Regions from separate parts of the Homo sapiens genome. Here region 2 is linked to region 1. Evidence: read pairs that join two places in POLR2A ChIA-PET (ENCODE). Cell type or tissue: GM12878. All regions are shown on one strand. Links, peaks and the distances in the headings refer to the core of each region. The heading gives the core; the rest is flanking DNA. Region 1 holds the start of LOC124901061 (a long non-coding RNA gene). Region 2 holds the start of LYRM7 (LYR motif containing 7).

The links. Peaks named below come from ENCODE experiments on the same cell type or tissue, not always from the same donor. Only the 100,000 strongest peaks of a DNase experiment are listed, where the experiment ranks them.
Region 2: POLR2A ChIA-PET joins it to region 1 with 6 read pairs; 8 of 35 experiments call an interaction of 5 or more read pairs at or near these places.

The regions. Positions count from the first base shown.
Region 1 is chr5:131,219,501-131,232,867 of GRCh38, reverse strand. LOC124901061 (a long non-coding RNA gene) reads left to right here and starts at 8,397. Exons shown (of 2, transcript XR_007058932.1): 1 at 8,397-8,507. It also overlaps a transcript of CDC42SE2 not described here. RefSeq lists enhancers at 7,938-8,037, 8,398-8,457. In GM12878, for the core only: no CTCF peak of the experiment used is centred there; a DNase peak (open chromatin) is centred at 8,217; H3K4me3 peaks cover 2,610 bases; H3K27ac peaks cover 3,334 bases.
Region 2 is chr5:131,167,536-131,179,245 of GRCh38, reverse strand. It overlaps LYRM7 (LYR motif containing 7), which reads right to left and starts at 8,302. Exons shown (of 5, transcript NM_181705.4): 1 at 8,208-8,302. The coding sequence starts at 8,225. RefSeq lists a silencer at 7,479-7,528 and an enhancer at 8,439-8,628. In GM12878, for the core only: no CTCF peak of the experiment used is centred there; a DNase peak (open chromatin) is centred at 8,405; H3K4me3 peaks cover 2,003 bases; H3K27ac peaks cover 1,030 bases.

The DNA of each region.
Region 1 (13,367 bases), core at 5,140-10,139:
ATGGAAGATGATGGGAATTAGGCAGAAAAAGCATGATGAGGATTAGTCAAAAAGAGGGTAAACACATTTTAAACTTGAGCTATTTTAAAGACGGGATAATATTTCTGTTTTGTTTTTTTTTTTTTTTTTTTTTGAGACCGAGTCTTGTTTTTGTTTCCCAGGCTGGAGTGCAGTGGCATGATCTCGGCTCACTGCAACCTCCGCCTCCTGTGTTTAAGCAATTCTCCTGCCTCAGCCTCCCAAGTACCTGGGATTACAGGCGCCCGCCAACACACCTGGCTAATGTTTGGTATTTTTAGTAGAGATGGGGTTTCATCATGTTGGTCAGGCTGGTCTCAAATCCCTGATCTTAGGTAATCCACCCGCCTCAGCCTCCCAAAGTGCTGGGATTACAGGCGTGAGCCACTGTGCCCAGGATAACATTTTAAGGTAACCACTAAAAGAATAGGTATAGGCAGGGTGTGGTGGTTCAAACCTGTAATCCTAGCACTTTGGGGAGGCCGACATGGGCAGATCACTTGAGCTCAGGAGTTCAAGACCAGCCTGGGCAACATGGAGAAACCCCGTCTCCACAAAAAACACAAAAATTAGCAGGACACAGTGGTGAACGCCTGTAGTCCCAGCTACTAGGGAGGCTGAGGTGGGAGGATCACCTGAGTTCGGGAAGTCAAGGCTGCAGTAAGCCGAGATCAAGCCACTGCCCTCCAGCCTGGGCTACTGGAGTAAGACCCTGTCTCAAAAGAAAAAAAAAATAGGTAACAAATGTACAGTAATTCTAGGGTGGGCGTGGTGGCTCACACCTGCAATCCCAGCACTTTGGGAGGCCAAGGCGGGTGGATCACTTGAAGTCAGGAGTTTGAGACCAGCCTGGCCAACGTGGTGAAACCCTGTCTCTACTAAAAATACAAGTTAGCCAGGGGTCATGGTGCGCACCTGTAATCCCAGCTGCTTGGGAGGCTGAGGCAGGAGAATCGCTTGAACCTGGGAGGTGGAGGTTGCAGTGAGTGGAGATCGTGCCACCACACTCCAGCCTGGGCGACAGAGTGAGACTCCATTTCCAAAAAAAAGAAAAAAGAAAAAAGAAAAAAAAGTATAACAATTCTAAAATAGAGAAAGGGTGAAGAAAAGTTAATGATTTCAACAGAAGGCAAAAAGGAAGAAACAAAAAGCAAAGGTAAGACTGGTAGTAATAAATTAAAATACATCAGAAATCACAATTAATGTGAACTGATTAAACTCACAAGTAAAAGACAAGATAATTTCAGATAGGCCTCTTTAGATTAACCAGCCGGCCAAACACCAGAGATATGAGAAAGGTCGTGTTAGATTAGACCATTCAGTCCCAACCAAACTGGCCCAGACCGAAAGAAACCATTCAGCCAACTCACAGAATCATAACAAACAATACATGTTTTTTTTGTTGCTTTTGCATGATTTGTTATGCAACAAAAATGATCTGATAGAGTTGGGATATTAAAATTTATTTTAAAATACTTCTAATAGTTTTATGCCACTGAATTTGAAAATCTTAAAAAAAGATAATGTTCTAGAAAAATATTAATTCCAGAAACAGATTCAAAAAGAAAAATATGAATGAAAATACAATCATTAATCTAAAACAAGTCCTCATTTAAAGTACTAGGTTTAGTGTTTTATAGGAGATTTTTAAAAAGCCAAACTTCAAATAACAATTAATCTTCCAGAGAATTAAAAAGGAGGGAGAAGACACAAACTGGTATAACTGGTATAACTTTGATACAAAATTACACAAAGACAGCAAGGAGAAAGAAAAACTAAAGGTCAATACTGCTGATAAACATTTACGTAAAATCCCTAAACAAAATGTTAGGAAATAAAATCAAGCATGTAAATACACATATAGAAAACATATACATACATGTGTGTGTATGTATGTTTATAGATGTATCATGATCAAGTAGGCTTTATAGCAGAAATGCAAAACAGGTTTAACAATGAGAAAATCTGTAATATAATTCATTATTCTCGTTAAGAGATTTAAAAAGCAAAGCTATATTAACGTCTCAATAGGTGCAGAAAACGTAAACAAACGATAAACCCCTTGGAAGACTACGAATAGACAGAAACTCCCTAATGTGAAGGAGAATACTGTGAAATTTATTTGACTTTTAGTTTTCGGTTTCTTTCCTGCATTTGCATTTTCTCTTCTCTATCACTGGAGGGCTGGAAGGCTGACAACTACATTTCCCATGTTCCCTTGCTGTGGTTTGGTTCAATTCTGTCAGTAGGAGACAATGGTGGGGATTTAAAAGGTGGCAAAGGGAGAGAATCCATTTGTTTTCTTCTGCAGCAGCCTCTAGCAGCAGAAATAGCTGTGCTGCAGCTGCTCAGAAGCACAGACTTCCTGGGCTTGGAGTGACACCATTTTTCACTTTTTTGCCCCTTCGCCTTTTCAATAATTTTGTAATTAATTCCCCGAGCTAACTTTCCTGTTTGAAATACTTAAGTGGTTTACATTTTCAAAAATTGGTTAATAATTGAAATAGGTATCCAGTAAACTGCAACAAACATCATTATGAGTGGTGAAACAGTAGAAAAATTTCCTTTGAAGACAAGTACAGGACAAAGATGCCTGCCCTTAATGCTTTCCAGTGAACATTGTACTGGAAGCCTTAGATTCAGCAATAGGACAAGCCCAAAGGAAATTATGCGAAATTAAAAGGAGGCGACAGAATTGTCATTAGAACAAGTAGGATGCTCAGCAACCTTCTAGTGCTTCTGGGTACTAGATCATTAAATAAAATCAATACCATGCTTATAAATGATATTGGAAAGGTTTTATTTCTTAAATGAAAAGAAAGGATATTCAAAGAAAACATGGTAAAATGATAGTGTTAAATCTTGGCTCTGTGTACATAGATAGATACCTGTTACAGTTTTCTTTTTTCTTTTTTTGAGACAAGGTCTTGCTCTCTCACCCAGGCTGGAGTGCAGTGGCGTAATCTTGACTCACTGCAACCTCTATATGCCAGGCTCAAGTGATCTTCCCACCTCAGCTCCCTGAGTAGCTGGGACTACAGGCTCGTGCCACCATGCGTGGCTAATTTTTGTATTCTTAATAGAGATGGGGTTTCCCCATGTTGCCTAGGCTGGTCTCAAACTCCTGGGCTCAGGAGATCCACTCACCTTGGCCTCCCAAAGTGCTGGGATTATAGGCATGAACCACTATGCCCGGCCTTTCTCTCTTCTTTATTTAAAAACAAACAAACAACCTACTTTAGGTCAGAGCTCCAAGTTTTCTTAAATTGCTAAAAAAACAATTACTGAGTAAATTAGCCAGGTGCATTGGCACCTGCCCATAGTCTCAGCTACTTGGGAGGCTGAGGCGGGAGAATTGCTTGAGCCCAAGAGCTCAAGACCATTTCAGGCAACACAGTGAGACTCCCTTCTCAATTAAAATAATAATAATAATAATAACAAAAATAAAATTACATAGTAAATTAAATTACAGGCTACAGGAAGAAATTGTATAGGGTTAATTAATGTTCAGTTTATATTAAATAAAAGAAAAATAGGCTGGGTGCAGCGGCTCATGCCTGTAATCCTAGAACTTTGGGAGGCTGGGGTGGGAGGATCACTTAAGTCCATGAGTTTGAGATCAGTCTGGACAACATAGCAAGAACCCGATCTCTAAAAACACACATACACACACACACACACACCCCATAAGGTAATTATAAGTCTATGTAGTTTTTTAAATTTCTAGGAATGAGAGCCTGGTTCTCTCCATGAGAATGAGTTGATTTTGCTCCACACAGTAGCATTCTGGGACTTCAGAAACTTCAGGATATACTTCTGAAAGAACCTCAGGATTGTATTAGTCTGCTCCAGCTGCCCCAACAAAATACCACACACTGGATGGCTTAAACAGCAGAAATTAATTTTCTCAGAGTTCTAGAAGCTAGAAGTCCAAGATCAAGATTCTAGCCAATTTAGTTTCTGGTGAGAGCTGTCTTCCTGGCTTGCAGACAGCTGCCTTCTTGCTGTGTCCTCACATGGCCTTCCTTGGTGCATGTGCTCAAGGGAGCAAGTTAGCAAACTCTCTGTTGTTTCTTCTTATAAACCCATCCTTATGGTCACATAACCTCAATCACTTCCTCAGCGGCCCCTTACCAAATAGAGCCACACTGGGAATTAGGGCCTCAACATGTGATTTGAGGGGGACACAAACATTCTGTCCATGATGAGGATATACACCCTAAAAGACGGTAAGGAGCTAAAGCTGCTGGTATTTGCACTATAGGAAAAAATAATGTAATTTTAATTACTTTTAGAGTCATGTGTCTTTTATTGCAGGGAACAGAGCCTTGAGTAACTCACATAAAGGATATAAATCTCACAGAAGTCAAAGACTGAAGCCAGAATTCCAATGGACTTCATGGGAAATTGAAAGCCATCAGGACCAGAGTTGCTCTGTGTTTACTCTTCATTTTCTCTCTCTCTCTGTCTCTCTTTCTTTCTTGAGACAAGGTCTTGCTCTGTTGTTCAGGCTGGAGTGCAGTGGCACAATCACAGCTCACTGTAGCCTCAACTTCCTGGGCTCAAGCTATCCTCCTACCACAGCCTCCTGAGTAGCTGGGACTACAGGTACCTACCACCACACCTGGATAATTTTTTTTTTTTAAACAGGGTCTTGCTCTGTCTCCCAGGCTGGAGTGCAGTGGTGCAATCTCAGCTCACTGCAACCTCCACCTCCCAGGTTCAAGCGATTCTCATGTCTCAGCCTCTCAAGTAGCTGGGATTACAGGTGCACACCACCATGCCTGGCTATTTTTTGTATTTTTAGTAGAGATGGAGTTTCGCCAAGGTCTCTACTAACCATGGACAGGGCCACGCTGGTCTCTAACTCCTAATCTCAAGTGATCTGCCTGCCTTGGCCTCCCAAAGTGCTGGGATTACAGGCATGAGCCAGTACGCCCAGCCTCCGGATGATTTTTGTATTTTTTTGTAGAGACAGGATTTTGCCATGTTGCCCAGGCAGGTCTCAAACTCCTGCACTCAAGAGATCTGCCCACCTTGGCCTCCCAAAGTGCTCAGATTACAGGCGTGAGCCACTGCACCTGGCCAAATTTCCTTTTTTAAACTTCTTTATATCACCTCCAATTCTAGAATTCTGGAAGTTATTGAACTATCCCATATTTGAAAGCCACTGGATTTCAATAATGCAAATAAACAGAACTTTTCGTTTTTATACTTGGTAAGAAATGTTGCCAAAGGATGATTAAATGTGTCAAAAATAAAATAAAATTCTATAAATTAATGTTCAATTTTAGTTTTATAAAACAAATCCACTCAATCTGACATTGAATCATGATCTACCAAATACAGAATTTATTTATTTATTAGTTTGTATTTTAGTAGAGACGGGGTTTCACCACGTTGGCCAGGGTGGTCTAGAACTCCTGACCTCAAGTGATCCACCTGCCTCAGTCTCCCAAAGTGCTGAGATTACAGGCGTGAGCCACTGTACCTCGCCAACCAAATACATAATTTAAATTTAACAGATGTAAAGTCTTTCTTCCTTATAAGACTGCATCTTGTAATTATTATAGTATTATTTTAGAGACAGGGTTTTACTCTGTCTCCCAGGCTGCTGGAGTGCATTGGCATAATCATAGCTCACTGTAAACTTGAACTCCTGGGTTCAAGCGATCCTCCCACTTTGGCCTCCCAAAGTGCTAAGATTACAGGCGTGAGTCATCACCCAGCCTTGTAATTTCTTTTAAAATGTCATGAATATTAATGATGTGATGGTGTTCCCTCTGGACTGGCCAGCTGCTGAACTGACCAGGTCATTGGTCTTCTTTATTTTATATTTATGCCTAACTATATGTAGCTAGAATCATATTAGTAACTCAGATAAGCTCTAAAATAGTCTTACTTAGTAATTGTATGAGTTAGGGTCTGATCAGGGAAGCAAACCAGTGAGAGCATTTATTTGGTAAGTAGAGGCAGTTGTGGTAGCTTTCATTTGGCCTTTCTACTATAATAACCTTCACTCCAAGAGTAAGGAAACCAATGCAGGGGTACTGGTAGCTGCTGAGTAAGTCTATTCCAACTAAACATGCCAGAATTGGATAAATAACCACAGGGTGAGTTCAACAACCTACTGAACTTGCTGTGAAGCCAATCACAGCCAAAACTTCAATAATCACCTGATCTTCATTCATAAGCCCCTACTCTGGCTGGTGGACCATAGCGGTGCTTTGGTCCTCTAGGAATTAGTGCCAGTTTAAAGCCAGTGTTCTGTAATCTCTACAAAGTTTGGCTATTCCACTTTCCCCAATGCATATCACCCTGGTAAATGAATGACTGCAGGCCCCTTTAGGGAAGGTGAGGAGGGAGATTTATGACATAAACTTTTGGCTATGTATCAGGATTATTCCTTCAGGAACTTGGCCTCCTCTTTATTCAAGGGTCTCTAAATTTGTGAATTGGTTCAAGTGTAGGAATTTGTTAAGGGGCCAAGACTATTGTGTAATTAAAGGCAGACTTCTGCTTATCAAACCTAGAGCTTTCCTGCTTATTCAAATCATACTACATACAAATGATACTAAATTGCTATACTAAAGTGAGACTTCAGTAGACTGTCCACCTAATTCAGACTTGAGACAACCATGAGCAATTAGCTAACACCAAAGATCTCTGCAAGACAATCGTTTCTGGTTACTACTTCGCTTCGCCACCAATTGTGTCAACCATACCCATCCTGTCTTTGGCAATTAAACAGGGCCAGTTGATCCTTGCTACCCCAGGACCAATTATCCTTCGGTTCCAGGTTTCAGTGAACAGCCATGGAAATGGTTAAAGCCACTTTCAGTTTCTTGAGCTAACACATCAAATCAAGAATCTCTGCTTCATGTACCCATAACAATAAATTCGGCCTGATCCTATTTTAAATTCCTTCCACCCTGATCCAACACTCTTGGGATGCCAAACATGCTCCACACATTTTTATCAATCACAATTGGTAAGATCTTACCTTTTTTTTTGGTGTGTTTAGTTCCTTCTCATAGGTCACACTTGGTAACTGACCTCCTGAGGCCTGCTGTGATTTAAATCTGGTTGTAGGTCTAGAAACAATGAGAGATAGTAGGGATAGGTCCTGAGGAGGATTTGTCTCTTACAAAGTCACTCTTCCAGGTTCTTCATGCAAGGGGAGACTGACTTTCTCAGGCAGGGAAGTAGGGCAAGCAAAGGAGCCTTGGCGGAACATAGAGGTCAATGACCAAGCTTCATTCAAATCTTTCTATAGACTCCTCATGCCAATTTCCAAAGTCCCACTTCTTCCCAATCAGTGTTGTACTTGAACAAAAGTGATCCTGTGGGGTTGTAAATTCAAATTGCCTTGTAATTCAATCACCCACAGGATTAGCCTCTGTGTTTGTTTTTCAGAAATCTTGACCTTGCTACTGTATGAGACAGTTTCTTTTAGGACAGTCATAAACAAGTATGTAGCTCTGAATGTCCCTATAACTCCCTGGCTTGTAGGTACGCATAAAATCACCTTAATATTTAGGCCTGAAATCCCGTTAGTTTGAAAGCTCTCACACAAATAACTGTACCACTCTAGACTTCTTTCAAGGTTCTCTCCTATGGACACCTCTCCAGGGTTTTTAGAGGTTGTTACATAGTGTCATGAATCAAGAGAAGCCACTGTGTGTAATGTTCCTTTGCTTTGCTCTGGGCTTCCCCTGGCTCTGGGCCACCACTTCGATTTCAACCAGGCTGCTGCTATCCTCTGAGCTTGGCTCAGGGCTCCACCTAAGCCACTGTTCACACGGCGGCCACTGCTTACCCTCTCTGCCTGCCATGCCCACCATAGCTGCTTCATGTGGACCCCCCATTCCCTGTCTTCCAGTCTGCTGCTTCTGCCTCTAGGTCCCCTGCTGGGCACCCCCACATGGGCTGCTGCTGGCCTGATGCCTTCACTCTACCCAGATGCTGCTTCTGCTTGTCCTGCTGCCTTGTCCTACTCCCTTGCCTGACCTTCTGCTTTGGCTCCTGCATCTGCTGCGGTCACCCTTTTCTCTGTGGCCATTCAGCACGCTTCACTCTTAAAAGAGGCAATGTTGAGCCTCTTGTAAGAATTTTGACTTTCGTTCTGAGTAAAATGGGAAGTTATTGCAGGACTTTGAACAGATGAATGATAGCAGCTGTCTTACATTTATGAAGCTCACTCTGGCTGCTGTTTTGAGAATGGACTATGGAGTTTAAGTTAGAGGAAGAGAGATAGGGAGGAGGTTATTGGGTTAGGCCAGGTGAGAAAGGATGGTGGTTCAGAACAGGGCAGTAACCAAGGAAGTGGTGGGTGGTCAGATACTGCATATATTTGAAGGGAGAACCCAACAGGAACTCTTGACAGACTGGATGTGAGATGTGGCAGAGAGAGAAGATTCATAGCTAACTCTAAGACTTTTGACCTGAGCAGATGAAAGGATGCAGTTACCATGAAGGCTGCAGATGAGGTAGGTTAGAAAAGTAAGATCTGGAATTCTCTATGAGATCTATTCAGTTTGAGATACCCAGTAGATATTCGAGTGGAGATGTTGACTAGATAGTTAGATATGTGAGTCAGGAGTTCAAGAGAGAGGCTTGAGTTGGAGAAATACATTTATGAGTTTTCAGATTAGAGGTGGCATTTATGGCCCAGGAAACAGATGAGATTTTTAAGAAAGTGAGTGTGGAGAGAGAAGAAAAACAGGCTCAGGACAGAGCCTGGGCATTCCAACACTGAGAGGTTAGACAGTAAAGGCCAAATCAGCCAGATACTGAGAAGAAACAGAAGAAAACCAAGAGGGTATGCTGTCCTGGCAACCAAGTGTAGAGGGTGCAACCAGGAGGAGGGAATGATCCGTGTCATAAAATGCTGCTGGTCAGGTAAGATGAGGACTCAGGATTGACCCTTGGAATGATCAACATGGAGGACACTTGCTGGCTTTGATAATAGTTTTGGTGGAGTCATGTGGGCAAAAGCCTTATTGGGGCCAGTTCAAGACAGAGTGGTAAAGGAAAAGTTGAGGACAGAATTTACAGATGGCTATTAAGAAGTTTAGCTATTAAAAAATTGGGCAGTAGATAGAGGGGAAAGTAGTCAAAAAGGGTTTTTTGTTCATTTTATTAAAGATGCTACAAATAATGGCATTGTAGTAGGCTGATGGAAATGATTTAGTGAAGGGTTAAAAACTGGGCTAGGGAGCAGGAACTATTGGAGCAATGTCCTTTACTGGGTGAGAGGAATTAGGATCTAGTAAATAAACAGAACTGAAATAGGCTTTAAAACAGAACAGAAATAGTTCATATATGGTAACAAGTAATTTGGGTGGAGTTTTTATTTTATGTAGAAAATCGCATTTTTTGATCTGAGTTGTGATATTGATCACAAGAAAGCAACAGTGTTTGTTGAATCAATGATAAGACAGCTTCAAACTTGGCAGCTGTGCCCCCCCAGACATCTTCCCAGTACTCATCCTGCAGAAACATGCCTTATCCCAAAAGCGAAGGTCAAGGGCCAGACGACTGAAAACACGCTCCAGGTATTTTTAGGGGAAAGCCAGATAAGGGGCATTCCTGATGGTCTGAAGATGCTCCATATTAGATTAAAATGTCTGGTGGGACTAGAGGAAAGAAAGAAACAATTATGTTTTATAGTCACTTGAGTTCCATATAGGATTGGAAAGGAAGTGAAAAAAGGGGAGAAAACAATTTTCTATTTTTAAGTAAATGGATAGGATGATGATGAGTCAAATTAGCTAAGAAACAGTGCTTGGAAGTAGGGGAGAAAGTAATCTGCTATTTTAAGAAAATGGATGGGGTGCCAATGATTTAATTACATTAGCTAAGAAGCCAGTCAGCATTTATTATACCTTTCAGGGTGAGAGGGCTGGAGACTTGAATCTAGGACAAAGCTGAAAGCTTGGCAGCAGGAGCAGAGTCAGAAGCAAAGGCTGGAGTAAGTGGCAGGATTAAGGTAGCAAATGATATTGTCATTGTGTCTGTCTTTCTATGGGAATCACTGGGAATGGTATTGAGAAGTGAAGGGTGCCATGCCCTCCACTCACATCCTCTTCTGTGTCCACACCAATGCATATCTCACTGTTAAAGAAGACGCTGAGATAAAACAACTGCATAAGGAGCAGATAGTGTGCCATCTGAGGCCAAAACAAGATTGTAGGGAACTCAGCTGACAACATACATGCAGTAGAAATACAAAAGCAAGTGCAGCAGCATGGGAGAGTCTCCACCTCCATTCATTTTATGTTTGTTTAAAATTTCATTTAGTAAAGTCTTAGTTTCTTTGGTTCAATGTCATTATCAAATAATGCAAAGAATAGCTAACATGTTCAGTGCTTATAATGTGCCAGGTGCTGTTCTAAGTAGTTCAAATATATTAATTAATTTCAGGTAGGGACTATTATTCATTCTCCCTTTATAGATGAGGAAACTGAGGGACAGAGGAAGCTGGGGGTCAGCCCAGGCAGTCTTGTAGCAAAAGCCTATGCTTTTAACCAGTATATAAAAATCTATCTCAGGACTTAGAGACTTTTGGATGGCCAAGAACTCCTTACTGACTTCCTGTGTGCTTGTGAAAAATCCATTTCATCTTTGCATTATGAGATTCCATCCCAAATTAGTAAAATTTGAGTGAAAATTTCTTGTCATCACAGATATATTAAAGTAGAAACACTTAGCTGCTCTTTCTTATGAATTCAAACAATTTCTGAAACACTCACCCATGTGAGCATTATGTAATGATGAGTCAGAGCTGTCTGAAAGGTTTGGGAGTGATTTCTTATTCACATTGCTAATTGTTTAATTATGCTAAAATTATATTGACTAAATATTCTTCATATTTAAATGATTTCTGACTTCAGGTATACATATGAATCAATGGTAACTTGCTATATTCTTCTCAATACCAACATTTAACAATTAACAAAATATTAAATTTGTGCAATTCACCTATGGAAAAGAGCTAATGGGAAGTGGGAAAAGGGAGAGGAAAAACTGCTGTAAATGAAGGTGAAAAAATGAGAAAGAAGAATTCAATTTTGTAAGTAAGTGTTAGAAATCGTTTGTTGAGGAGAAAAAAAATGAAACAAATAAGTCAGATACTCTGTTAGGCATGAAGCTTCTCCATCCTGAAATAGAAGTAGTGCAAGAAAGCTTAACTTTTTGGAAAAAAAAGAATGGGTATTCTAGAGCCACTTATTTTGTTTTGTTTTTTTTTTCACTGGTAATGTGCTCACACAAGAGAATATTACATTGTGAATTCTGAGGGTGGGGTCACATTTCTCACTTTTTTTTTGGTATTTTGTATAGTAGCTAATGCTGTGCTGCTTTGCATACAGAAGGGTGTTGATGAATTTTGATTTGACTGGAAGGCAGAATAGATGAGCAGAACATTTAAAGCAGGGGTGTCCAATCTTTTGGCTTCCCTGGGCCACATTGGAAGAATAAGAATTGTCTTGAGCCACACGTAAAATACGCTAACACTAATGATAGCTGATGAGCTAAAAAAAAAAAATCGCAAAAAAATCTCATAATGTTTTATGAAAGTTTATGAATTTGTGTTGGGCGGTATTCAAAGTCATCCTGTGCTGCATGTGGCCGTGGGCTGCGGGTTGGACAAGTTTGATTTAAAGTCTCTGGTGAGGCTGGGCGTCTGTAATCTTAGCACTCTGGGAGGCCAAGGCGGGTGGCTCGCATGAGGTCAGGAGTTTGAGACCAGCCTGGTCAACATGGTGAAACCCCATCTCTATTAATAATACAAAATATTAGCCGAGTGTGGTGGTGGGTGCCTGTAGTCCCAGCTACTTGAGAGGCTGAGGCAGGATAATTGCTTGAACCCAGGAGGTGGAGGCTGCAGTGAGCCAAGATCGCGCCACCGCACTTTAGCCTAGGCGGCAGGGTGAAACTCCATCTCAAAAAAAAAAAAAAAAAAGGTTTCTGGTGAGGTACTCCTATAGACGTTTTGGTTTGGCAGACACACAGAAGAGTATGTAGGACTTGGAAATGTGGTCAAATGTGCATAGACACACGCACATTCTACTGAACTGTGCTCTAGTAATCAGGCCATAGCATCATAGCATACTTGTCAGGAAAACAATACCTGGTGAATGGCTCATCCTGAGTACAATTCCAGTAACAGTTCTGCCTTGATTTATTTTGTGATCGCAAACAATGTACTATCTTCTGTCATTCTAGCTTGTTTTCTACATCTATAATGGAATATTCTATCAAGGTACCCTAAAGTCACTTAGCTAACTATGATGCTGCAGATGAAAATAAGTGTTATATGCTGCTTGCTTAGAAATATTTTCTGGCCAGGAGCGCTGGCTCATGCCTGTAATCCTAGCACTTTGGGAAGCTGAGGTGGGCGGATCACGAGGTCAGGAGATCGAGACCATCCTGGCTAACACGGTGAAACCCCTTCTCTACTAAAAACACAAAAAATTAGCCGGGCCTGGTGGCAGACGCCTGTAGTCCCAGCTACTCGGGAGGCTGAGGCAGGAGAATCGCTTGAACCGGGAGACGGAGGTTGCAGTGAGCCGAGATGGTGCCACGGCACTCCAGCCTGGGGGACAGAGCCTCCATCTCAAAAACAAACAAACAAACAAAAATCTGAGATAAAGGTCAAAAGTATTTTTAAAACAGGGTTATTCTTAAAACAATGGCATAATTAAATGTAAGCATATGACCACAGCATTATGCGCTGACAACCTACATGTATAAAAATTCAGTGTTTCTCAGTAATCCCTGATCAAACATATTGGCATGAAATATAGAGGAATTAGAGTGATTACAAGCAGAAGTAATCAAAATCTTATTCCAAAAGATATCTATATTACAGTTGCTGTGGCAACCCACAACTTTTTTTGTTTGTTTGTTTGAGACAGGTTCTTGCTCTGTTGCCCAGGCTGGAGTGCAGTGGTGCAATCATGGCTCACTGCAACCTCTGCCCCCTGGGCTCAAGTGATTCTCCCATCTTAGCCTCCTAACTAGCCAGGACTACAGGCACATTCCACCACACCCAGCTAATTTTTAAATTTGTAGTAAAGATGGGGTTTTGCCATGTTTCTCAGGCTGGTCTTGAACTCCTGAGCTCAAGCGATTTGGCTGTCTCTTCCTCCCAAAGCGTTGGGATTATAGGAATGGGCCACCATGCCTCGCCTCTTTTTCTGCATTGTGTATCAAAGCCACAACATGATGTTTTTGTAAGTGATGTTATAGCAGCCCAAGTTCTGAGTACAATAGTTAATGACTCATCTCATTGAATTGTGTTTTTCAATCTTACTTGTTCACTATCATAGAGGGAAGTATTAAAG
Region 2 (11,710 bases), core at 3,767-8,766, 52 kb after region 1:
TACAAAAATAATACAAAGTTCTTTGAAATAAATAAAACAATATAAGGATGGTTAAAAAGTTAATAATCCTCATGCTAAAAACCAGTCTGCTACTTTACCAGTCTGGTATGTATCTGTTCTCATTTTTCTTAACCTATTGAAGTTTTAATCTGCTCAATATCATACACACACATATGCAAAATTATGAATTTATTGCATCTTAAAAGAGGCCACAGAAGGAAGATGTTTTAAACAATTTAGACAAATTTAATTGCTATTCCCTTTTTTTTTTTTTTTTTTTTTTTGAGACGGAGTCTCACCTTGTCACCCAGGCTGGAGTGCAATGACACAATCTCGGCTCACTGCAACCTCCACCTCCCGAGTTCAAGCGATTCTCCTGCCTCAGCCTCCCAAGTAGCTGAGATTACAGGCGTGTGCCACCACGCCCAGCTAATTTTTTGTTATCTTTAGTAGACACGGGGTTTCACCATGTTGGCTGGGCTGGTTTCAAACTCCTGACCTCGTGGTCCGCTGACTTGGCCTCCCAAAGTGCTGGGATTACAGGTGTGAGCCACTACGTCTGGCCCTTTTAATTGCTATTTCATAAAAGATAAGTGAAATGTTGAGACTTATGAATATTCTGAGTCTGTATTGAAAAAAATAAAAAGAGAGAAAAGAGCCTGGCATTTTGGTAAAAGACAGATTGTGAAGAGGCTTTAGTGATATGCTGAGGTCACTTCACACTTCTCAAGTCCAAAAAGGTACTCAATATTGTTCTCTCAATATTGCTCTTCCTCCACTCTTCTCTATTTTACTTATTGGAGGCCACCAAGTTTCTGAAGCCAGAAATCAGTAGGTCATCCTTTTATTATACCTTACTCTTGTCGTGGAAACTTTAGAAATGTCTCTGTAATCTTTCTTTTATCCTCTCTCAACAAAATCACTTATGTTCAGGCACTCCCCATCTCTTAGACTACTTACAAAGGTTTGTCACTTTGCCACCACACCCTCCTGTCCTCCAGTCTGTTCTGCAAATACTGTCTAACATTTACTAAGCATACTGTGTGCTAGACACCATTTTAAGTGTTTTACGTATATTAGAAAACCTATAACATCAAAGGCAGACATGAAAACAGAAATAAGAAACAGAGCAAAAAAATTTAAAAATAAAAACCAAGCTGCCATAAAAAACTTCCTCAGAAACATGTTATCGCAGAGATGGAATAACATCAATGAAAAGCTACAGTAAATTTAAAAAGGAACATTCCAAAAACTCCCAAAAGCTCTTGGCTATCAAACAGGTGAAAGTAAGGATTAAGTTGAGAAAAATTGCCCAGAATGTAGAATAAAAGTTCAGAAACAGAAATTGAGGAGAGGAAAGATAAGAAAATTAAGGGAGAAGGCCCAACAGCTAGATTAGCAGAAGGGCCAACAAGAGAGAAAAGAGAAAAGGGAGGGAAGAAATTTTAAAATTTTCACTTAATATTTGGGTAAAAGGGAAGAAAAAAAATTTCACCAAGTAAGGCACACGAATTACAAGATAGAAAGGGTTCCACCAAGTGCCCAACATAAAACTCATAACACAGCACAGCATGATGTTAAGTTCAGTGCAATGCTGATAATGAGAACAATCTCAGAGAATCAACATTTCACATGTAAAGGATGGAAAAAATCAGAATGGTACCTGATTTCTAAATAGCACCACTGTAAGAAGACAATGGAATAACATATTCAAGTTTTGAAAAAATGTCTGCTTTAGAACACCATAGATACTCAAACTATCACTCAAAGACAAGGGCAAATACATATTTTCAGAAATGCAAAGTCTCTTATCTGTCATACACACTTTATTGGAAAGCTACAGAAGAATATCCTCCACCAAAATAAGGAAATGAATCACAAAAGGAAAAGACATGGGAACCCAGGAGACAGGTAGTCTAACATGGGAGAGGCAAAGACCATGGGGAAGGACAAATGCTAGTCAACATTTGTGCAGCCAGACTAGAAAGCAACTAGGCAGGACTATAGCAAAAGACTGAATTGCTCCAGGAAAGTTATTGCAAGGAAAAATGAAACTGGTAGACTGGTTTTGCCTAGAATTTGGGAACAGATATCTAGGATATCTATTAAAGGATATTTTTAAAAAGTAATAATTTTTAAAAGGCAGTTATTAATTTAAAGATGAAGAAATGGGAAAAAAGACAATCATATAATGTACTTAAAGGGCTCAGCTGTGGGTAATTTTTATAGCAATAATAACATCAAAGATGTTAAAGTACTAGGTGCTAGTAGAACTGTGAGGGCAGCTGTTTGCTTTATAGGACACAAATGAGAAAATGTGGTGTATATATACATCATAGAATACTAAAAAAGAATGAAATCATGTCCTTTGCAGCAGCTGCTGGAGACCATTATCCTAAATGAAATAACTCAGAAACAGAAAATCAAATACTGCATATTTTGACTTATAAGTAGGTGCTAAGCAAAGGGTACGCCTTTGTGGATAGAACGCCAAAAGGGAGACGCCAAAAGGGAGGAGGATAGGAAGGGGTTGAGGGTGGAAAAATTACCTATTGGGTACAATATTCATTATTTGGGTGATGGGTTCACTAGAAGCCCAAACCTCACCATTATGTAATTTACCCATGTAATAAACCTGCATATGTACTCTCTGAATCTAAAATAAAATTAAGAAAAATAAAAAGTCAAAGAATTTGAATAGATATTTCTTCCAAAAAAAAAAAAACCCATAAATGGCCAATAAGCCATAAAAAGATGTTCAATGTCATGTGCCATCTGGAAACACAAATCTAAACCTCAATGAGATACCATTTCATCCCAGTAGAATGGCTACTGTAAAAAAGACAGTCAATAAAAAGAGTTGACAAGGACATGGAAAAATAGGAACTCTTATACATTGTTTGGCATTTAAAATGGTACAGTTGCTTTGGGAAACAGTTTGGCAGTTGCTAAAAAAAGTTAAACCTACAGTTATCTTATGACCCAGAAATTCTACTACTAGGTATATACTCAAGACAAATGAAAACATGTTCACACAAAAACATGTATGCTAATGTTCATGGTAGTATTATTCATAATAGTGAAAAAGTAGAAATAACCTAAATGTCCATGAACTCATGAACGGGGAAGTAAAATGTGAAATATCCTTATTAATAAGAGCTTAATTAGCTCTTAATAAGCTAACGCAGGCTGATGCAGTGGCTCACGCCTGTAATCTCAGCCCTTTGGGAAGCTGAGGTGGGTGGATCGCTTGAGCACAGGAGTTCAAGACCAGCCTGGCCAACATGGTGAAACCCTGTCTCTACTAAAAAATACAAAAAATTAGCTGGTGTGGTGGTGGGCACCTGTAATCCCAGCTACTTGGGAGGTTGAGGCAGGAGAATTGCTTGAACCTGGGAGGTGGAGGTTGCAGTGAGCCGAGATGGTGCCACTGCACTCCAGCCTGGGTGACATCGAGATTCCATCTCAAACAAAACAAAACAAAACAAAACAAAACCAGCCTGGGCAACATGGCCAAACCCTGTATCTACAAAAAATAAAAAAATTAGCCAGGCGTGGTGGAGGGTGCTTGTAGTCCTAGCTACTCGGGAGGCTGAGGTGGGAGGATCTCTTGAGCTTGGGAGGCAGAGGTTGCGGCGAGCCAAGATGACACCACTGCACTGCAGGCTGGGTGACAGAGTGAGACCCTGTCTCAAAACAAAACAAAACAAAACAAAACAAACAAACACACCCAAAAAAGGCCGAGCGTGGTTGCTCATGTTGCTCATGCCTGTAATCCTAGCACTTTGGGAGGTCAAGGCAGGCAGATCACCTGAGGTCAGGAGTTTGAGACCAGCCTGACCAACATGGAGAAACCCCATCTCTACTAAAAATACAAAATTAGCCGGGCATGGTGGTGCATGCCTGCAATCCCAGCTACTCGGGAGGCTGAGGCAGGGGAATTGCTTGAACCTGGGAGGCAGGGGTTGTGGTGAGCCGAGATTGCGCCACTGCACTCTGCCCTGGCCAACAATAGCGAAACTCCATCACCAAAAAAAAAAAAAAAAAAGAGATTGAAGCTGGTGACTTTGAGTTGAAGCCAATAATTTGTCATTCCAAAATCCTAGGACCCTTAAGAATTATGCTAAGTCTACTCTACCTGTGCTCTACAAATCAACAAAGTGCATCTGTTTAAAGCATGGTTCGCGGATATTTTAAGCCCACTGTTGAGATCTGCTCAGAAAAAAAAAGATTCCTTTCAAAATATTACTGCTCACTGACAACACACCTCATCACCCAAGAGCTCTGATGGAGATGTAAAAGGAAATTAATATTGTTTTCATGACTGCCAATACAACATCCATTTTGCAGCCCCGCAGGTCAAGGCCAAGTAGTAATTTTGGCTTTTAAGTCCTTTTTTTTTGAGACAGGGCCTTGTTCTGTCACCCAGGCTCGAGTGCAGTGGTACGATCATGGCTTACTGAAGTCTCGATCTTCTGGGCTCAAGCGATCCTCCCACCTCAGCCTCCAAAGTTGCTGGGAGCACAGGCGCATGCCACACATTGAGCTAATTTTTGTACTTTTTGTAGAGACAGGTTTTGCCATGTTGCCCAGGCTGGTCTTGAACTCCTGACTCAAGCAATCTGCCCACCTCAGCCTCCCATAGTGCTGGGATTAGAGGTGTGAGCCAGACTTCTAAGTCTTATTTAAAAGACTCATAAGGCTATAGCTGCCATAGACAGTGATTCCTCTGATGAATTTAGGCAAAGTAAATTGAAAACCTCCTGGGAAGGATTCACCATTCCAGATGCCATTCAGAGAATTCAAGAGAGGAGGCCAAAATAGCAACAATAACAGGCATTTGGAAGAAACTTATTTGAACACTCATGGATGACTTCGAGGGGTTCAAGACTTCAGTGGAGGAATTAACTGCAGATACGTGGAAAGTGCAAGTGAAACTAGGATAAGAAGTGGAGCCTTAAGATGTGACTGAATTGCTGCAATCTCGATAAAACTTAAATGCATGAGGAGTTGCTTCTCATGAATGAGCAAAGAAAGTGGATTCTTGAGTTTATGAAGATCATCACTCACATCACTTCACCCCTGGTGAAGATGCTGTAAACATTGTTGAAATAACAACAAAGGATTTAGAATATTATATGAACTCAGTTGATAAAGTAGTGGCTGGGGTTGAGAGGATTGAATCCAATTTGAAAGATGCTCTACTGTGGGTAAAATGCTATCAAACAGCATTGCATGCTACAGATAAATCTTTTGTGTGTGAAAGAGTCAATCAATGTGGTCAACTTTACTGTAGTCCTATTTTAAGAAATTGTCACAGTCATCTTAACCTTTAGCAACCACCAATCTGATCAATTAGCAGCCATCAACATCGAGGCAAGATCTTTCATCAGCAAAAAGATTACAACTTTCTGAAAGCTCAAATAATTGTTAGCATTTTATAGCAAAAAAGTATTTTTTTATTTAAGGTATGTACTTCCTTATTTTTTATTTTTTGAGATGGAGTTTTGCTCTTGTTGCCCAGGCTGGAGTGCAATGGTGCGATCTCGGCTCACTGCAGCCTCTGCCTCCTGGGTTCAAGGGATTCTGCTGCCTCAGCCTCCTGAGTAGCGTAGCTGGGATTACAGACAAGTGCCACCAAGCCTAGCTAATTTTTGTATTTTTAGTAGAGACGGGGTTTCACTGCGTTGGCCAGATGGGTCTCGAACTCTTGACCTTGTGATCCGCCCACCTGGGCCTCCCAAAGTGCTGGGATTACAGGCGTGAGCCACCTTTCCCAGCCAACATATGTACTTTCTAAAGACATAATGCTACTGCACACTTAATAGACTACATTATAGTGTAAACATAACTTTTATATGCACTGGGACCAAAAAACTTGTATTACTCGCTTTACTGCAATATACACTTCGTCGCCGTGGGCTTGAACCAAACCTGCAGCATCACCTAGGTATGCCTGTATCTAAAAATGTGGAAGTGGCTTTGGAATTGAGTAATGTGTAGAGGCTGGAATAACTCTGAGGTGCTTGATAGTAAAAGCCTGGATTGCCTTGGTAAAAATACGGGCTTTGCAAGCATCGTAGAATCCCAGGGATTTTAATATTGCAAGAGCAGAGAAGACATGTTGCATGGGATTAAAAAAATGAGAAGTAAGTAAACATAATGGTTTTACATGCTATTTAAAGTACAACATTAGTACAACAAATTAGCATCCCTAATTTAAGAGGACTAGTGTAAGAAAATGTTATCATTATTGCCATAGCACTATTGGAGTTAACATTACCTTGGAGCAGATAAACTTTTATTAAAATGCAGAAAGCCAGGTCACAGACTGTATTCTCTTCCTCATTTACTTATACTGATTGGACAATTCAGGCAGTGTAGATGAAAAGTGGATTCTTTATAGTCAGATGAGTTTGAATCTGAGATTGTCACTTAATGTAAGCTTGGACAAGTAACAGCCTTTTTGCCTCAATTTTCTTGAATAATGGATTAATTTTAAGGGTTATAATTTCTGTGCTAGGTTTCACTTTCCTATTTTTTTTTGGACGTAGGATCTTGTTGTCACCCTTGTTGGACTGGTCACCTTTGTATCTTCCCACATGTAGCATAAGTGCCTTCTATATATTGTAGGCTCTACCAAAAGTGTTTTTGGAATGAATCCTACTTAATTCCATTTGTATCCAAGTTTTCCAACCAAATCCCCACTTCAAGGACTTTCCATGTGCTAGTTGCCTTTTCTAGAATGCTTTTTTCTCTTCTCTAGCTAATTTCTAATCAAACGTCAGGTCTGAACTTCCTTGAGAGATTATTTATTTATTTACTTATTTTTTGAGATGAAGTCTTGCTCTGTCACCCAGGCTAGAGTGTAGTGGCGCAGTCTCGGCTCACTGCAACCTCCACCTCCCAGGTTCGAGAAACTCTTGTGCCTCAGCCTCCCGAGTAGCGGGATTACAGGCACCCGCCCCTATGCCCAGCTAATTTTTGTATCTTTAGTAGAGATAGGGTTTCACCATGTTGCCTAGGCTGGTCTCGAACTCTCGACCTCATGTGATCCTCTCGCCTCGGTCTCCCAAAGTGCTGGGATTACAGGTGTGAGCCTCTGCACCCAGCCCCTTGAGAGATCGTATGTGAAATCCTAGTTATATGCTCACAAAACACTGCAGTTTCAAATCAAAGCATTTATTACAACTGTAATTAAATAACTGTTTAAGGTCTCCCCACCTGCTAGATTTCTTTATGAAGGCAAGGATGTTCAGCTTATTGTTGCATCCACTATGCTTAGACAATATAGGCTAAATGTTGGTTGTTGGCTATAATAATAGCTATTATGGACATTCAAATAAATTTTTGAATGAATAACCCTGAGCAATTCTGTTTCTATTGGTGCTGTGACATTATGTACAAAAGTACATGAAGGCTGCTTGGTGGTTCCCATATTATTGACTAGACATAAACACTGCTTTTCTTCACCATATTATAGCAGGCTATTTCCTCATGTTTATGTTTCAGCCAGTGACAACTACAGATCCCAATTGGCCATGCTGATGTTAAACGTTAAAGGATGGCTGCCAATGAGAATTGTGCGCCGGGCAGGAACGTGCATCATGCTTGGGCGTGAGAAATGAATCTGAGACCAGGTAGGTACTCAGAGAGGTATAATCCGAGCACAGCCATCACATCCCAAGCTCATTCAGTGAGCTCAGGTCTCACCAGTCCCTGCTCTGTCTTGCTGTTACTTTTGACAAGTAACTTTGCTGGGGTTCGGTTTCCTTGGCTGCTAGACTTCTGTGCACCTTCTGTTTATCTGAATAAACTTTCACCTCATTGAACTGCTGTTGCTCAGGTCAGCCTTTGGCGTCTCCTATACTTCCCAGGGATATGAAATGGGTCCCTCAGACAAATACTCGGTCTGAAGATGAAACGAGGGCAGAACTCAAGTCGCAGATTTGTATCATGGATAAACACTGAGTACCAAGTTAGTACCAAGAAGTAGGAACCACACTGGTGCCTCCCGCTCTCCTCCGCACGTGCACAAACCCTCAACTGCCCCTAGGAGTTGGTCATCTGGCTTCTCTGGGGTAACAGCCACATCCTCCATAAAGGGTCAGGAGCCCCAGCCTCCAGAGACTCCAGACAGTTTTCTCAAGGACGCGAACATACCCTCCCCGACGGCATCGTACCCACCCCTTCCCGGGCCCTGTCACCTTGACTGCCCGTCCCATGGCTCTCCTCACCGCGGCCGCTACCTCCAGAGCAGTCGAGTAGCCCCGCCTCTCAGCAACCAATCAAAGACTGAACTGTTTCCAGCCCCCTGTAGTCGCGTTACTAATGCGCCACAACGAATCACTAGGCAGCATCTCCCTTTTAGCCCCGCCCTCCTCCAAAGGACGGAGGAGGCGTTTGCTAAACGGGCGTTTGCTAAAGGCGTTTGCTAAACGGATGGGAACTGGTAAAATCGCGAGGAGCCGCAGAGCCCAATTACTGGCCAGAAGAGAACGGAAATCACCTGGACGCCATGTTAGTTAGGGGCACAGTCACTTCCGGCGCAGGGATCGTCTGCTAGGCGGACTAGGTTTGTATATAGTGGATGGCGTCGGCACCCGCGTTTTGTTACCTCCTGTTTAGGGTATAGGATCGTCTGTAAAAGAACCTTTATTTTAACGTTTCCCAGTTGCGACTATCTCTTTGGAAATGTGCATAAATAAAAGCCAAGTCCTAACAGCTGCAGCGGGCATTGATTGGAACACTGACTCCTAAAAATTTTATGCGTATATTCTCTCATTTATTTCCATAGAAGGTGAGGTTAAATTACTCGCTGAAGTTCGCACATTTAGTAAATGGAGATCTGGGATGCAAATCCGCTATGCCTGACCGTAAAGCCTAGTTTTACCCTTTACATTTTGCCTATTCAGCTCTCTCTACTCCTTGGTTTTGCTGATAAAGAGGTCAGAAATGGGTAATTAATCAGCAGCATCATAATTAGAAACAATCATAAGTATTTAAGTGCGTTTCAACTTATGACCTTGCAAGCATCAAGAAAAAACTCTGTAGTCACGTTACTAACGCGCCACAACCTTTTCCTATTGTTCCTATTGCATAATTGTTCTCCTTCCCTACCCGTGTAGCCTTTCAGGTTAACTTTTAGGTAAAATTGACTTCTTATTAAAAATGAAAGATCTGGACCAATGGATTTCCAAGGCCCTTTTCTTTCTCTGTGATCTATGTTATTCTAAGGAATTATTGCAAGTCATTCTGAGAATAACAAGATAATCGATTTTTTAAAATTAAGATGCATTCGATTTGCAGAACATTTAACGTAATGAAGCGATTAAACCAAGTATACTGGATATTGTCTTTTATCTGAGAAACAATAAACTAGATGATCTTGGACCTTGCATTGTGTTTTCTGAATGCTGACGGTGATTTAAAAGATACCCCGTCCCCGCTCCCCCATTTTCAGTGTAGACTCATAGTGCAGCTTCCTGAAAATTCATAACTTATTGTGATGATTTCTTGCTAGCTACTGTCCTGAATTCAGTTAACCAAAGTCCCTCATCTGCTGATACTTTAAAACAGTTCTATAATGACAGAATCAGTTCAGTTCTGTGGCTCCTCTTTTCTTAAATAAATCTGCATGTCTCCTTTAACTGTTCCACATATGAGGTGGGCTCTTCACTATTCTAGTTGTTCTGGGAACATGGCCTGGTTTGTCTTGTCACCCCAAAATAATCAAAAGGCTAAGGATCCAGTTAAAAAGGTTTATTCAACTGTAAAGTGTAAGGGCAGTCATATGGGAACATGTAGACACCAAAGAATGCTGATCAGTGCTTCCAGCGTAAGGAAAATTGAAGATGGTTTATATAAGACAAAATGGAGATGCCAAACAGAATTACAACATTTTCCAAACAATGGATAACATCCAGATTTAAGATCTGATTGGCTAGTATTGATTACACTCTAAGGTGGTTGCTTAATATTCTATCGTAAAAAAGTAACAATCACAAGGGTCTACAGCTCTAATATTATGTAGTCCAGGTTTGAAACGAAGAATAGGGAGTCTGATTAATGTATAACATCTCAACACAAAGGTCGGGAAGCAACAATAGTCATGCACCAGAGAAGAAAAACAGCTGTATTACATGACTCAGTTTTCAAGGCTTAACTTTGCCCCCTTGGCTTAATAAATTTGGAAGGTTCTGAAATTTCATTGTCTTTTTAAAGTTTGCATCTCAAAGTATAAGTCGCAGAACTGAACAGGAAATTCCAGCATGTTCATCATGTAAGTTCACAGAGCTATGTAGTAGGCAGAATAATGGCCTCCAGAAGATAACTGTTGAGATTCCGGAACCTCTGACTATGTTATATATGACAAGAGGCTTTGAAGATGTCATTAAATTAAGTATTTTGAGATGGGAAGATTATCCTGGATTGTGTGCTGGACTCAGTGTAATCACAAGGATCCTTATAAGTGAAAGAAGGAAGCAGAGTCAGGGAGAAGTTTGAAGATGTTCTGCTGCTGGCTTTGAAGATGGAGGAAGATGGAGGAAGGGGCCACAAACCAAGCAAGCCTCCTCTAGAAATTGGAAACGGTGAGGAAATGATTTCTTCCCTAGAGCATCCAGAAGGAATGCACCCTTGCCAACACTTGATTTTAGCTCAGTGAAACTCAATTTGGACTTCTGACTTACAAAATGCTACCTGTTTTTGGCTCCTTCCATTTTCTTTTCCTTTTTTTTTTTTTTTTTTTTTTTTTTTTGAGAAGGAGTCTCCTACTGTCGCCCAGGCTGGAGTGCAGTGGCATGATCTCAGCTCACTGCAAGCTCCGCCTCCCTGATCTCAGCTCACTGCAAGCTCCGCCTCCCGTGTTCACGCCGTTCTCCTGCCTCGGCCTCCTGATTATCTGGGACTACAGGCGCCTGCCACCACGCCCAGCGAATTTTTTATATTTTTAGTAAAGACGGGGTTTGACCATGTTAGCCAGGATGGTCTCAATCTCCTGACCTCGTGATCCGCCTGCCTTGGCCTCCCAAAGTGCTGGGATTACAGGCGTGAGCCACCGCACCTGGCCCAACTCCTTCCATTTTCAAAGCCAATAATGGAGCTTTTTTTTTTTTTTCGAGACAGAGTCTTACCCTGTTGCCAAGGCTGCAATGGCATGATCTCGGCTCACTGCAACCTCCGCCTCACAGGTTCAAACGATTCTCCTGCCTCAGCCTCCCGAGTAGCTGGGATTACAGGCTCCTGCCACCATGCCCAACTATTTTTGGTATTTTTAGTAGAGACAGGGTTTCACCATGTTGGCCAGGCTGGTCTCAAACGCCTGACCTCATGATAGCCCACCTCGGCCTCCCAAAGTGCTGGGATTACAGTCGTGAGTCACCACACCCGGCCGAGCATTTTCAAATCTCAGACTCTCACCTCTGCCTCTGTGGTCACATCTCCTTCTCTTACTCTCACTCTTCTGTGTCTCTCTTTCACTTACAAGGGCTGTTGTGATTACTTTGGGCCCACCTAGATAATGCAGGAACCTCCCTATTCCAAGATCCTTAACTTAATCACATCTACAAAATCCCACTTACCATGTAAAGTAACATATTCACAGGCTCCAGGGATTAGGACATGGGCATCTTCTGCCTAGCACACTGAGTTTGCGTGATGCCAGTCAATAAGGTTGAAATGGAAAGAAATGAGGTAGAAGCAGCAGCAA